3 separate regions of the Mus musculus genome follow, and all the other regions are linked to region 3. The links are chromatin loops, found by intact Hi-C in ENCODE. Cell type or tissue: heart. All regions are shown on one strand.

What was found. Peaks named below come from ENCODE experiments on the same cell type or tissue, not always from the same donor. Only the 100,000 strongest peaks of a DNase experiment are listed, where the experiment ranks them.
Region 1: it touches region 3 in a loop (2.8-fold over the local background); 20 of 42 quality-filtered maps call a loop at or near these places.
Region 2: it touches region 3 in a loop (8-fold over the local background); 40 of 42 quality-filtered maps call a loop at or near these places.

What each region holds. Positions count from the first base shown.
Region 1 is chr8:57,508,940-57,513,939 of GRCm38, reverse strand. It overlaps Hmgb2 (high mobility group box 2), which reads right to left and starts at 2,097. Exons shown (of 5, transcript NM_008252.3): 1 at 1,935-2,097; 2 at 1,192-1,365; 3 at 733-878; 4 at 476-650. The coding sequence starts at 1,341. 2500002B13Rik (RIKEN cDNA 2500002B13 gene) reads right to left here. Exons shown (of 4, transcript NR_126553.1): 4 at 3,678-3,852. In heart, a CTCF peak has its summit at 2,291; DNase peaks (open chromatin) are centred at 1,219, 1,269 and 2,189; H3K4me3 peaks cover 3,475 bases; H3K27ac peaks cover 3,330 bases.
Region 2 is chr8:57,528,526-57,533,525 of GRCm38, reverse strand. Galnt7 (polypeptide N-acetylgalactosaminyltransferase 7) reads left to right here. Exons shown (of 12, transcript NM_144731.4): 10 at 800-898; 11 at 1,796-1,924. Among named protein-coding and RNA genes, the nearest start is that of Gm51574, 9.2 kb to the left of the region's middle. In heart, CTCF peaks have their summits at 1,110 (motif pointing left) and 2,317 (motif pointing right); DNase peaks (open chromatin) are centred at 2,365 and 2,625; H3K4me3 peaks cover 505 bases; H3K27ac peaks cover 575 bases.
Region 3 is chr8:57,426,413-57,431,412 of GRCm38, reverse strand. No RefSeq gene overlaps it. Among named protein-coding and RNA genes, the nearest start is that of Gm34099, 26 kb to the right of the region's middle. In heart, CTCF peaks have their summits at 459, 2,025 (motif pointing left) and 4,953; a DNase peak (open chromatin) is centred at 2,012; H3K27ac peaks cover 317 bases.

The DNA of each region.
Region 1 (5,000 bases), 83 kb before region 3:
CATCCGATACCACTACTCAAGTGTGAAAAACCACTTAATTGTAAACAATTTAACATCGACCAAAACCCTTATTAGCTGGTATTCAAACCACTCCAGGTTTGAGAGCAATTGTTCCCTCCATGCTTGAGAAAGCACATCAGGTAACTAATGAGAGCTCCCTGAGATCAGTTACTGCACTTTTACTATCAATGTCAACCCCTTTCGCACCTTATATTTATATTTAATATACAAACTACCTAAAAACATAGCTGGCACTCTACCCTCTAAAATAGATTTACACAACTACCACGAGTGTACAGGCAGGAAATTTGCAAGGGCCACAAAACACAGTATCACAAGGTGAACTTGTCTGTACTGCTCAACTTTCATCTGGGGTTTCCAAAAACTGACAGGCAGTGGTTAACAAATATCCCAAGTTCCTACAGCTGACATATATCATATAGAAATATCAGTTATTATTTAAAAGGCACCGTACCTTTTCATACTTCTCCTTTAGTTTAGCTGCTTTCTGCTCATACGGTTGTTTATCTTTGGCAGATTGCTCAGACCACATCTCACCCAGTTTCTTCGCAGTATCTCCAATAGACAGGCCTGGGTGTTCAATTTTGATCTTTGGGCGATTTTCAGAGCAAAACAGGAAGAAGGCAGACCTGCAAGGAAGCAAGAGTTAACAAATAGAGGACGATGGGGGCTGGGGGGGCGATGGGTTCGTTAGTTCTCAGATCAACTTACGGTGGTCTCTTCGGAGCATTGGGGTCTTTTTTCTTTCCTTTCTTATCCCCTTTGGGAGGAACATAGTTCTTCATCTCCCTGTCATAACGAGCTTTGTCGCTCTTGGCCAAATCTTCAAACTTGGACTTTTCCTTTGCAGACATGGTCTATGGGGCAGAAAAAACGAGTCAATCGGCAAGGACTTCAAAGCTCCTAGCTGTCCGAGTAATAAAGAAAGTGGATAAACAAATAAGTCGAGTCAATCTGTAAACTCTGAGGCATTTGCATTAAGGGCGCCCTCGGCTTGGAGACCAACCTTTAAAACCCTCGGGTCCCCAGGGTGGCAAAAGCTCGCGCGCTCCCTGGTCCCTGTCGTCCCCCCCCCCCATCCGACCCGCCCCCGCCCGCGGGGACCCGCCAAAAGCAGCCCGGAAACGGCCTGCAGCCGGGCACGCGCGCCGCCCGCCCTCCCTCCCTCACCTTCCATCTCTCGGAGCATTTCTTGGAGAACTCGGCGAAGTTCACCGACGAGTCGGGATGCTTCTTCTTGTGCTCCTCGCGGCAGGTCTGCACGAAGAAGGCGTACGAGGACATTTTGCCCCGCGGCTTGTTGGGGTCACCCTTGCCCATGACGACGGCGCGGCGTCTGTCTACCTGCCGAGGAGAAAGCCGTGTCCGGACCGGGGACCGGGGTGGGGACCCGCGGGGAGGGGGCTGCAAGGAGTGAGGAGCGTGGGGGAGGGGAGCGGGGACAGCGGGGAGGGGGGGGATTCCGCTCCGCTTCCCGCCTAAACCCCGCGCGCCCCCGCGAGCGAGCGCGGGAGCGCGCGCCCCGGCCAGGCCCGGCCCAGCCCAGCCCCAGCCGGCTCCGACCCGCCCGACTCGCCCGCCCGCCCGCGCCTCAGCCCCTCGCCCGGAGGCCGAAAGCCGCCGCCGGCCGCGCGCCCTCCCTGACAGAAAAGCCGCGCGCCTTACACTTACACAAGCCACCGCGAGACCCACAGCCAATCCAGTTTTTAAGAAAGAGACAGAGAGAAAGAAAAAGAAACGCGGCCGGGCTCAAGGGCTTTCTGGCCGCCCTCCATGGCCCCGGCCCTCACCCAAAGACTCGGCCGCCCTCTAAAGCCGCCGAAGCCGCCACGCCGAAGCCCGGCAGACGTCCCCCCACGTCTACGCGTTAAGAGCCAGGCCGCCAAGCCCCGGGCCTCCCGGCCGAACCTTACCTGCTGCGAGCGCTGCTTCCCTCAGACCTCCGCAGAGAGACTTCCTTCCCCAAGCTCCGGCGAGAACTGGTTTCTCGCTAACGCAATCCCCAGCCTCTTGTTTTGCAGAGTTCTCCGCGCCACGGCAACTTGACCAGACCAGTCGCGGGCCACACCTCCCTCCGCTCTGATTGGCTGTGGAGGATTATTCAAACCCGGAGAGTCCCCGCCCCCCCACGGAGAAGGCTTCCGATTGGTGGGTGTCTGGCCAGGCCCGTCCCTCCAGGCTAAGCCTAGCAGGTTCGGTGGGTCTCCCAGGTCGTTAACTCCCAGACCCGTTGGAACCGGTCTAGAGAGGAATGTACTGCTCGGCCCTGATTGGCGGCAGGAAAAGCGTTTGAAAAATGGCGGGCCCGCTGCTGATTGGCCATGAGGGTGGGGCAGGCCCCGAGAGGAACTGCCCCGGCCAGATTTAAAACTAGCAAGGAGGGCGCCTGGCGCTAAACTCTTCAGGTGATAAAGATGGCTCCGAGGTGACTAAAGGCGCTAGGCCAGCCGCGGTTTGGATGCCGTGGCCTGCCTGGGGCTCAGCTACGAGTTCACGAAATAAAAAAATGGGAAGAAAGTGGGGAGCCCGCGGCGCGGAGCCATGATGAGGCCGAGGTGGAACCGGAGCACGGCGGGCGGGGAGCCTCAGACTGTGCGGAGAGTCTCACGGACTCCTAGCCGCGTCCCCTAGTGATTTAAAAATAAATAAAGTAGCCCTCGCCCTCCGATCGGAGCCATGCCTGCCTCCGCGCCGGGACGGCGTCTTCCACAGCTGACCCGCCTAAGATCTGCGGGTTGGCCGCACTGCACCCCAACACTTCGCGGGCGCGGGTGGGAGGCCAGGGTCCCTCACCTTGCCGGTCAAGCTGCTTTCCGGGGAAGGAGGGCTCGGTCCTAACAGGCCATTTCTGCCTTGTGATTTGGCTGTGGAGAGCTCTTTCCCCCCCCCCCCCCTCGCAGATTGACGCGTATGTGGCACCGCTGTTTTCACGGATTTTCAATGTTTTCTACCCCCAGCAACTTTGCTTGCATTTGCGGGGCTGCCCTCCTGTTTGGTTCCTGTGTGAGGATCATTTTCGATAGTGCTTAAGGACTTAGCGGTTCTTAACTTTCTTTTTAAAAAGTAGACTTGAACGTTGTGTTTTTCTTGGAAATGGATGATGGTTCAGCATTGCGAATATACTTAATGCCGGCAAACAGTGGTCCGCCTTTATGTTCTACGACAATAAAAACAATAAGGTGCCAGTTAGGTGTGGGGGCATATTTTCCCGCTTTAAGGGTACCACCAGATTTGTTTTTTTGGTTTTTGGTTTGCTTTTTGTTGTTGTATGTTTTGGTTTTTCAAGATAGGGTCTCCTGGCCGGTGTGTAGCCTGGCTGTCCTGGAACTCACTAAATACTCCAGACTGACCTTGAACTCAGAATTCACCTGCTTCTGCCTGGGATTAAAGGGGTGTACCACCATACCTGGCTAAGGTGTCAGAATTTTGTTAATCGTAATGCTTATAAATTGTGTCTACCTGAAATCTTACATCTAATAAATGACAGTTGCAACTAACCTATAAACCAGACACGCACAGTCAAGCTCACCAAACCTGAGTGTATTATTCAAATAGCATTGTAAGTGAAATTACTGATGCACTACACGTTTACATCATGTATTTAAGTGTTACGTGTACCAGGGTTCTCTAGCGAAACAAAACCAATAGACTGAATCTATATGTAGGAGATTTATTAGAACGACTTATAGGCTGTGGTCCAACAATGGCTGACTAACAGTGAAAGGTCCAAGAAGCCAGAAGTTGTTCAGTCCACAAGGCTGGATGTCCCACATGGTTTTCAGTATAAGCAGAATCCTGAAGAAGTAGGCTCTAATGGCAGTGAAGTAATTTCTAGGAAGAGCAAGAGCAAGCAAGCATTCTTTTTTCATGTCCTTTATAAGGCTGCTAGAAGAAGGTGTGGCCCATATTAAAGATGGATCTTCCTGCCTCAAAAAAAATCAGGGTTAAAAGTGGATCTTCCACTTTAAATGATTTGGGGGGGGGGGTGTTTCGAGACAGGGTTTCTCTGTATAGCTTTGGCTGTCCTGGAACTCACTCTGTAGACCAGGCTGGCCTCAAACTCAGAAATCCACCTGCCTCTGCCTCCCAAGTTCTGGGATTAAAGGAATGTGGTTTTTTGTGTGTTTGTTTTTTGATTTGTTTTGCTTTTGTTTTTTTGGTTTTTCGAGACAGGGTTTCTCTGTAGCCCTGGGTGTCCTGGAACTCTCACTCTGTAGACCAGGCTGGCCTCGAACTCAGAAATCTGCCTGCCTCTGCCTCCCAAGTGCTGGGTTTAAAGGCGTGGGCCACCATGCCCGGCCACTTTAAGTGATTTAATTAAGGGGGGAAAATCCCTCACAGGTGTACCCAGCTACTTTTTTGGCTTTAAAGTTAATTTCAGATGTAGTCAAATTGACAACCAATAGTCTTTAGCATCACATGTGGTTTGGCATTTCTTTTACAAGACAATCATGTCGTAAAGTAGATTGTACTTATATAAAAGTTGCATATTTATTCAAGAAATGTTGACTCTGCCAAGCACTGAGTTTAGTAGTAGAATTGGGAAGATGAAGTGTGGTTGTGGTGGCTTGAATAGCTTTGGCTTCTAGAAACTCATGTGTGTACATGCTTGGCCCAGGGAATGCACTACTAGGAGGTGTGGCCTTGTTAGACGAAGTCTCTCAATATGAGGGTGGGCTTTGAGATCTTCCTCCTAGCTCCCTGGAGACAGTCATCTCCTTGTTGCCTTCAGAACAAGATGTAGAACTCTAAGCTACAGAGAACCAGCGTGCCTGCCTGAACACTGCCATGTTTCCCACCTTGATGATAATGGACTAAACCTATAAGCCAGCCCCAATTGGATGTAGTCCTTTTTAAGAGTTGCTTTGGTCAATTGTGTGTCTTCACAGCAACGGAAACCCTAACTAAGACAGTGGTCTTTGCTGTCAGAACATTTAGTGTAGAGAGAGACGAAAATAAACAGTACAAGATAATGATAA
Region 2 (5,000 bases), 100 kb before region 3:
CCCTCCTTTTACCATCTCTGTCCTAATTATATCTTCAGAGGAATTTGTCCACATTCTGCCATCTACCCCTTACTTCCTTTCCATTATCCTTTCCATTCATCTGCTGAGCATTCCGAAATAAACCCCAATTTAAAAGATGTCCCCTGAGAAGTCTGAGCTTCCCTGGGCAGTGTGTAGGCTGCTTCATCTGCACATTCAACTCCTCTTTGGACCTCACACCTGCTTGTCCCCAAGTGGTGGTGGTCCAGGGGACTGTGACTTGCTCATCTCCATGGACTCAAGAGCTCGTATCCTCCTCAGAACCCACAGAATCAGCACTAGATCCGAATGGTACAGTGACCTATAATTGAGATGAAGACAAAATTCCTCTAAATGTGATTATTTTAGCACAAAATTCTATCCCAAATGAGCGGAATGGCTATTTGCTTTTGCCTCCATTTAACCACTCCGTGGTAGTTAGAGGAGAGCCACACTGTGTGCCGTTATCCTTGTTCTGAGACACCTTGAGTCCCCTCCCCAAGAAGTGCTGCCCAGCCAGTGAGAGGACTGAGAAAGCAGGGTCTGTTCCGTGTCCAGAGCGGCTGTCTGCCCCCAGTGTACTTACAGAGCTCGCCTCTCTGTGCCTCTCAGTCACATGGATGCTAAAACAGACCTACAGGTTGGTGATACTAGTTACAGCCCGGCACCACAACAGCCCTGAACTCCGTGACAGTACATTGAACTTGGAAGTCTCACACTCGGGTGCTGGCTTGTTACAAACCATACTGTTTCCTGTGTGTTGGTTCTCTTCATCCTTTAGATCCGAGGCCTCGAAACTGCATACTGTATTGATAGCATGGGGAAGACGAATGGAGGCTTCGTGGAGCTAGGACCCTGCCACAGGATGGGTGGGAACCAGGTGAGTCCCCTTCCTTCAGGGCTGGTCAGCACTGAGATCCACCAGACTCACTGGTCACAGACAGACGAGTTTAGTTTGGGTTTGGGTTTTGGTTTGCTTGTTTGTTTTGTTTTTAAGATCCATCTACCCATCCATTTGTTATGCCTGCATATATGCCTGCATGCCAGAAAAGGGTGCCAAGACTTCCTTATAGATGGTTGTGCGCCACCATGTGGTTGCTGGGAATTGAACTCAGGACCTAAAGAAGAGCAGTCAGTGCTCTTAGCCTCTGAGCCATCATCTCTCTAGCCCTTTGTTTGGTTTTTAATTTATTAATTTTGACTTAATAAAAAATGTTCAGTAAAGCTAAAATATTTCACTTAAATAGGGAAATGTAGAAATGTCTGCACACAAGTGATAAAAGTATGTTCTTGTGGGAACATGGGAACGTATACTAATGATGACTGAGTAAGCCTAACCCCTAAAGGTTTGCAAATGGGGTTTACTAAGTGAAATTGGTTTACTTCCGGTACCGGTAGGTATTTTACACAAATATTATTTTACACATATTCTCTTGCTTCCTAATGTAGGGATTTTCATATGTCTAATTTCAGTTGTGAAAAAACTATTAGGCTTGCTTCTAGCTTTTAAATTTTTTTTTGTTGTTGGTAATGATAAATGTGTTAATTACCCATTCTGTGTATTAGAGGCTTAAAGAATTAAGAGTGTAATTCTTATATTGATAGAAGTCTTCACTAATCTCAGAATGACAGTAGTTCTTGTCTGCAGACTAGAGGTCTCCAACATGGACAAAAATTATAGAATAAGTTATTCAGGTTAATTATAGGAGTTATATTTCATCCTTTTCATAAAACATGTGTTGGCGAGAAAGACATCTCCATTTTGTTTGTTCAATAGCTTTTCCGAATCAATGAAGCAAACCAGCTCATGCAGTACGACCAGTGTTTGACAAAGGGGCCTGATGGATCCAAAGTCATGATCACACACTGTAACCTAAATGAATTTAAGGAATGGCAGTACTTCAAGGTATGCCGTCGTCCAGCTCCCGGGATTGCCTATGCTGTCGCGTTGTCAGGAACAAGTAGCCAGTAGAATTTAGATGGATAAATCTGCAGACCAAGTGTTCACATGTGTGACTTGGACTTCCAGCGTGAGTTATTTACACCTGCTTGCTTGGGTGAATCACTGAGCTATAATGAGGTATCCCTTGTGTTCCCTGGAGCAGGGACATCATGCAGCGAGACCACCGTGATAGGCATGAAGAGTCAGTGCCAGTCTCAGAAACTCGCGAATGCTGGTGTTCCAGGAGGCCGCTACCAGCGCCGTTTTCAGATCTAAATCCAATGTTAAAAATGTGAATGAGTCAAGGACAAGCAACAAACTTAGACCATTAAAGAAGAAAGTTCTTGCCTCTTGCTGTCCAGCAGGTGGCGGTAGAGACAGGCAAATAAGAAATGGCCGCTGAGCCTTCCTGTTTCTTCACCTTCTGCTGACTGGAATAGGGGTTGGTTGTTTTAAAGGTCAGATTTATTCACACGACCCTGCAGCCCTTGGAGCTGCTTTTCTGTTAGGGCTGTGCAGGTTTAAAGCTTTCTGGCAAGATTGACCATGTTAATGGATTAATGTATAATTTTTTTCCTTTGATTGAATTTTCTCATAGATTTTTTCCCCCTCACATAACATATCCTGATTATGGTTTCCCCTCCCTCTGCTCCTCCCAGTTCCTCCCACCTCGCCTCCCGTCCAAATCTGCTTCCTTTCTGTCTCTCATAAGAAAACAGACGGGCTGCTAAGGAATCATAATAAAACAAAACAGGAACTAACATATCAGAACAGGACAAAACAAGCAAACAGAAGAAAGAGACCAAAGGGAGGCACAGGAGTCAGCGACCACTCGTTTGCACACCCGGAATGTATAATCTTCAAGGTGTCCGTTGGGACAGAACCAGTCAGTTTGTCTTGTTATGAACTCAAACATTAGCCAAGCCTTGCAAACTGAAAGGCTCGGAAGAAGGCCTCCATTCTAATCATGTAATGTTTGCTCTCCCACTCCCGCTCTGAAGGCATTGTTCCTTCCTTAGAAAATATTCCCAGGCGCCATCTCGTGCATTCTGAGCACGTCAATTGCCGAGTTTTATTTTTATGCACTGTCACTGTTTGTGTCCTGTGTGTGACATGCGTGAGGAGAGAGACACTCCGGCCCTGTGCCATGCACGCATGTCCTGAGGTCAGAGGACAACTTTGAGCAACCTGTTCTCTCATCCACCTTTATGTGGGTCTCAGGGATCGAACCTGGGTCAAGAGGCTTTGAAACAAGCGTCTTAACCTGCTGAGTTAGCTCTCAAGATCCGAAAACAAATTTTAATAACGAGTTGGAAAAGATATTAGAGAATCCTGACAGGTTGATAGTGTTTATTTTCACAAAAGAAAATGAAGAGGAACCACTGGTAGAGACCTGTGAGAAGAGCAACTTTTAAAGTAGAAAAGAGTAGCAGTCATGAGTGGCTTTCTGGAGGCTGAAGCAGGAATGTGAGTTCAAGGCCAGCCTGGACTACATACTGGGACCCTGGGTCGCTGACTCTTGTGATTTCTTGGGTTTCCTTCTGTTTGCTTGTTTGGTCCAGTGTTGGTTCATATATATATATATATATATATATATTATTATATGTAAGTACACTGTAGCTGTCTTCAGACACACCAGAAGAGGGCATCAGATCTCATTACAGATGGTTGTGAGCCACCGTGTGGTTGATGGGATTTGAACTCAGGACCTTTGGAAGAGCAGTCAGTGCTCTTAACCATTGAGCCATCTCTCCAGCCCCTGGTGTGTTGGTTCTTGTTTTATCTTACTTTATTACCACCCCTTCGAAGCCTGGCTGTTTTCTAATGAGAGACAGACAGGGATCGGATTTGGATGTGAGAGGAGGTGGGAGGAACTGGGAGGAGCAGAGGGACGGGGAACCGTAAGTAAGATACTACATAGGAAGACCACACGAATGGATATTGGCTGGGGATAGAACTCAGAGGTACCACATAGTAATTTAATCCTCAGTACCAACCCCCAAATTAAAAAAAAAAAATTAAAAACTAGAATCTACATGTTTTAGGTATTTAAGACACTACACATTTGTTCATCTCCCCAGTGACAGAGTATGAGGGTGTGGAAGCTATCTAAAACATGCTGTTCTATAATGTATAGATGAAAAAAAGATGCAGTTAAAAATAAGCAAAAATGTTTTAAGGGAGGGAAAAAGAGAAGAACGTAGGTGATTGTTTCTGGTCAGTTTTCAGAGAGAAAAACTAGATGAGCAGAAATCCAGCATTAAGAGTCTCAGGAGAATCTGAGGACCGCACTCAGGTTGTCCCTAATGTGAGCTGACATTCTGTGCAGTCGCCATAGGAAACAGTGGATGCTGTTAGGAAAGGGATTGTGACATACGGGTTGCTGAGAAGATCATTATGAGCCGAGTCTACAGATTTCCTGGCTTCAGCATTCCCCCTTAAATCTTAAGGGTAATTGAAACTCACTCAGTACTGTTGTGCTAGCCTGGAATCTCAAAACTCGTGAGGCCAAGGTAGGAAGGCTGTGTATTTGAAGGCAGCCTATGCAACAAAATTGAGACCCTTAACAGTAAAAAGATAACCAACACTCTTCCCAAATAGCTCTCATGTAGGTTGTTATTAAGAGTATTTCTGGGATTGGAAATTAAATTGCAAGAATTTGTAACCTTTTTAAGTTTCAAATTATGCTAAATTAATACATTATACTATTCACTAAGTTATAAAGATCTCCCAAATGCTGACATATTCCATTGTACAATATATATTTAAAAATTAGAGCCGGGCGTGGTGACGCACACCTTTAATCCCAGCACTCGGGAGGCAGAGGCAGGCGGATTTCTTAGTTCGAGCCAGCCTGGTCTACAGAGTGAGTTACAGGACAGCCAGGGCTATACAGAGAAACCCTGTCTCGAAAAAAAAAATAGAAATATAAAACTTGTTTTGTTAGAAAAGTCTTTAAATTGTGTAAAGTCTTCATAATAGTGGTAAATTTTTCAAAATTCTGATTTTTGCTTGAAAACTAGACAGACAGTGTCGAGTA
Region 3 (5,000 bases):
AGACAGAGGGTCAGGGAAATCAGGTTACTGGCTGCGGGTAACGGAGAACACTATAAATTGAAAACAAAGGGATTCTCTTCTGGTAAGGTCTGTGTAGAAACATGGAGATCATACTTAAGAGCTAAATTCTAATAATGTGTCTTTTGAAGCCATTGCTCTTTCCATTATATCATCTCGTGGCATGCAAGAAGGCTGCCGTAATACTTTAAAATACCACCAACAAACTGCTGCAAGAGAAACGTTTTCCTGAGAACATTCAGCTCAACTGAGCCCACGAGTCACAGCTGACCTACATTCAATGAGCACATTTATGAAAGATGAGTAAGAGAACATTTGTCTCTCAGGCCACTGAGACGGGCTGATAGTCACAGTTAGTCATTTGGATCACTCCTCGGTTCTCCACAGCAGCCGAGTGCCTACAAGACCTTTTCTTAGATTCGTATTTAAGCGCCAGAGGGTAGTCAACGAGCTAAACAGGCAGATGCACTCTTGGTGTCTTCTCAGTGCGAACAAGACGTGCAGGAACAACAGCAGACCGCCACCGGACAACTCTGCCCTGTTCGTGGGCTGAGCTACCCAGAATAATTCATAATGGGTTCTATCATTCGAGGCTTTCTTGTTTAAAAGCCTGCTAAATCTCTCTGCCTGTCTTTCTCTGTCTCTCAGTCTCTGTCTCTCTCTTTCTCCATCTACTCTTCCTCCCCCCTCCCTGCCCCCCTTCTCTATGTGTTCCTGGACAGCCTTCTTTCTTCCCTCCTGTCTCCTCTCCTTTTGTCCTTCTCTGGTCCCCTCCCATATCTGCCTCTACCCCCTCCTCCAGGTCACAAATAAACTTCTTTTTCAAAATATTTTTCTTTTCTTTCTTTCTTTCTTTCTTTCTTTCTTTCTTTCTTCCTTCCTTCCTTCCTTCCTTCCTTCCCTTCCCTTCCCTTCCCTTCCCTTCCCTTCCCTTCCCTTCCCTTCCCTTCCCTTCCCTTCCCTTCCCTTCCCTTCCCTTCCCTTCCCTTCCCTTCCCTTCCCTTCCCTTCTCTTCTTCTTCTTCTTCTTCTTCTTCTTCTTCTTCTTCTTCTTCTTCTTCTTCTTCTTCTTCTTCTTCTTCTTCTTCTTCTTCTTCTTCTTTTTTAAGATTTATTTACTTATTTCTTGTATGTGAGTACACTGTCACTCTTGTTAGACACACCCGAAGAGGACATCGGATCCCATTACAGATGGTTGTGAGCCACCATGTGGTTGCTGGGAATTGAACTCAGGACTTCTGGAAGTGCTCACCGCTGAGCCATCTCTCCAGCCCTATTCTTTATTTAATTTATTTACATACCAAATGTTGCTCCCCTCCCCATCTCAGAGTTCTTTACCCCTCCCCCTTCCCCTTTGCCTCGGACAGGGTGCTTTCCCAGTCCACCACTGGCCACTCCACCCCCGAGGCCTTGCCTGGAGCATCAACTAACTCTCTCTCTGTCTCTGTCTCTCTCTGTCTCTCTCTGTCTCTCTCTGTCTCTCTGTCTCTCTGTCTCTCTGTCTCTCTGTCTCTCTGTCTCTGTCTCTGTCTCTGTCTCTCTCTCTCTCTCTCTCTTAAATGCGTGCTAAATTATCCGTTCATCTGCTTACTACAGTCATCTTCCATCCTCGGCCCTAGGATGTGAACAACCTGAGTTAGTATCAGAGCTTCCTGAGCGAATCTCCCCTTGTCAGCCACTCTTGCTCCCATGCATGGCAGGTAGATATACCCTCCCTCGACAGCGCGCTGCTCTTACAGCCTCACACCTTGGGCTCAGAAGGAAAGCGATTTCCAAGTTTCAAAGACAAACTTTAGAAATTCCGGTCACTCACCAGGCTTCTTGGGCCCTCCCTTTTGATGCAAGGTCATAAAGACTCAGGTTCTCACCTTGGTTTATGCTGTTGTTTGTTTTTTTTTACTTTATTTTATTTTTTTATTACAGGCTGTAGTTCTGCTTTATAAAGGAACAGGAAGTGAAAATAACCTTGGAATTCCAATCTTAAGTTGTTGTCGAGCGCCACCTGCTGTTTGTACTGAAAAGCAGCTTTAGAGGCGGGAAATATGCCTTTAATAAATACTTTAACCTATTGGCTATGTTTTACCACGGGAAAGAACCACGGCGGTGTTTTAGACAGCTGTCTGATTTTATGCAGGACTCAAGTCGTAGTAAAATAGCTCAAGAACAGTAGCTTACGCTATATTTCTTGAATTTCAGGTCCCGACTGTTCTTTAAGCCTACAAAAGAATTGAGTCGAAGTGAATTTCTGAAGAATATCCTTGTCCTTACTGCTGTTTCACAGGTGGACAAATAACATTTCCTGGACAGCCAACTGCTTTTTCCCCTGTATCTACACAGGATCTGTTTACTCTATGTGTCTCTTGACATGTGTGAATTGCAGTATAAATAATTTGCTACTGGTAATCGGCACAGATCATGAAAATTGCAAGGCAGGGGGTGACTCATTCAATTTTTATTGAATTATTGATTCTAAATTATTCATCCTCCCCAGCCTTTGCTCCCCTTTCCTGTGTATGCAAAAGACATACTTCTGGGCTTCCAATAGCTTCTTTGTCTTGACCAATGGGGCTTTCTTTGGTCAGTAGGGTGTGCTTTGAATGAATATGTGCCTGAGTGACTTCAATTAGGTCTGCCTTACCACTGACGGTCTCTACCAAAGCACAAAGCCTCCTCCCTCAGCTCCAGCTCCTGGAAGATGACATGGGTCACTGAACTAATCCCTAACAGAGGAGTTGAGCTTATCAGTCACAGCTGACCTATCTATGGTCAGCTCATGAGATGAATAGATGTTTTTTGTGTCTTTTAAATATTGTTGCTTGAGATCTTATTTTATTTATTTTACATGTATGGGTGTTTTGCCTGCATGCGTGTCTGGGCATCATCTGCGTGCAGTGCCCGAGGAAGGCAAAAGAGGGACCAGATCACCTGGAACTGGAGGTTGTTGGCTGATTGGGTTGGGTCTGGGAACTGAACCCAGATCTTCTGGAAAGGCAACCAGTGAGCCATCTCTGCAGTCCCTACACCTTTGTTTTTAATGTTTTCCAGCCACTTCTATTTTTCTAATGTTTAAAAGGCTTTAAATGTGGTAAAAATGTATACACATAAAAATCTATCATCTTATCAATTTTTAAGCGTACAGCTTGGTGCAAAATGCATTTATCTTGTGCACCCATCGCCACCGAATTTTCTTATCATTTCATCCTGTGACACGGAAATTCTGTATGCATTGAACAGAAACTTCCTGTTTCTCCTCACCTCTAGCACCTTTGGGGCACCGTCTTCATCACGACGGCCTCTATCAATGTAACGGTTCTCACGCCGTGACTTACATAGCCGTTCTCTTCTTGTGATTGATTTGTCTAGTGCAATGTCCTCTAAGTTCCTTCATACTGTTGTATATTTGATGTAGAATCATACTGTGCTGTGTATCTACTGTGTTTTGTGTATGCTTTCACATGTAGGTTGTTTCCTCCTGTGAGTAACTCTCAGCAACATTGCTGTGAGCCTAGCTATGCAGAACTCACTTCAAGTCCCCGCTTCCGATTCCATCGAGAGATGGGATTGCCAGATCATATGGTAACTCTGTTCTTATGTTGGTGCTTTCTACAACAGCTCGTCTCCCACCAGCAAAGCTCACCACATCCTTACTGACCCATTATGTGTTTCTTTTATGAGTCATCTTGATGCCTGGGAGGTGCTATCTCAATGTGGTTTTGTACAAACGTTTGCTTTTTAAGCTACGGAGGACTTGGGACTTTTTGTTTGTTTGTTTTATGTTCTTTGCTGTTGTCGATGATATTTTGTTTTGTTTTGGTTGTTTTCTGTGACGAAGGCTGACAGAGTTGGAACACAAGTCTGGCTGATTCCAAAACCTGCAGAAACTACCAGAGAAAAAGGGTATTGCCTCTAGAATGTGTTATTTAATTAATTTGTGATATGGGGAAAAAGAAGAGAGGGGGAGAAGGGAAGTGGTGGGGGAAGGGGGACCGGGAAAGGGAGAAACGGGAGGGAGAGGGGGAGGCAGGGGGAGGGAGATCACATTGTTAAGATTGTTACTCCCTCATTCTCTTTATGGCCCTTCTTTTTATCTTTGTAAAAATCACATATTAAGTCAAATGTAGTGGTGCATGCTTGTAGTCCCAGCTCTTGGGGGTGCAGGTGGGGGAATCAGAAATTCAGGGACAGCCTGGGTTACATGACATCCCGTCTCAAAGAAACCAAAAATAAAGTGTATGAAGCACTTTCTACCCTCTAATATAGTAGGACAGTGGTTCTCAACTTTGCTAATGCTGGTGACCCTTTAATACAGTTACTCATGTTGTGGTGACCCCCCCAACCAGAAAATTATTTTCATTGCTACTTCATAAGTGTAATTTTGCTACTGTTATGTATCATAATATAAATCTCTGATATGCAGGATATCTGATATTTGACCCCACACACACAGGATAGAGAACAGCTGTACTTGGCATTAAGCTTTTTAATGTTTGCAGCATGTTTCTCCTAGCAAATTTTAAGATAGAAAACATTTTTCCACTATAATCCCTATTTATAAAATGTGAGAGATAAAAAGTATTCATAATAAATTATTTATCTATCTATCTATCTATCTATCTATCTATCTATCTATCTATCTATTTATTTTTGATACAAAGCATTTAAGTGAATACACGAGGGGGCACTACCTGGGGAAAGAGGGGAACCATCCAGGGAGGGGCCAGGAATATGGGTCATGTCATTGTGGGAGGGGAGTAATTAAGTACAAAGTACACTGACATGTATATTTTAAAATATCACAATGAAACTATGCATGTTATGAACTATGTATGCTAACCTAAGACGAATAGATATCAAAAGAAAAATTTTTTAAATTAAAAATGATCGAATGGGGCTGGTGAGATAGCTCAACGGGTAAGAGCACTGACTGCCCTTCTGAAGGTCCTGAGTTCAAATCCCAGCAACCACGTGGTGGCTCACAACCAC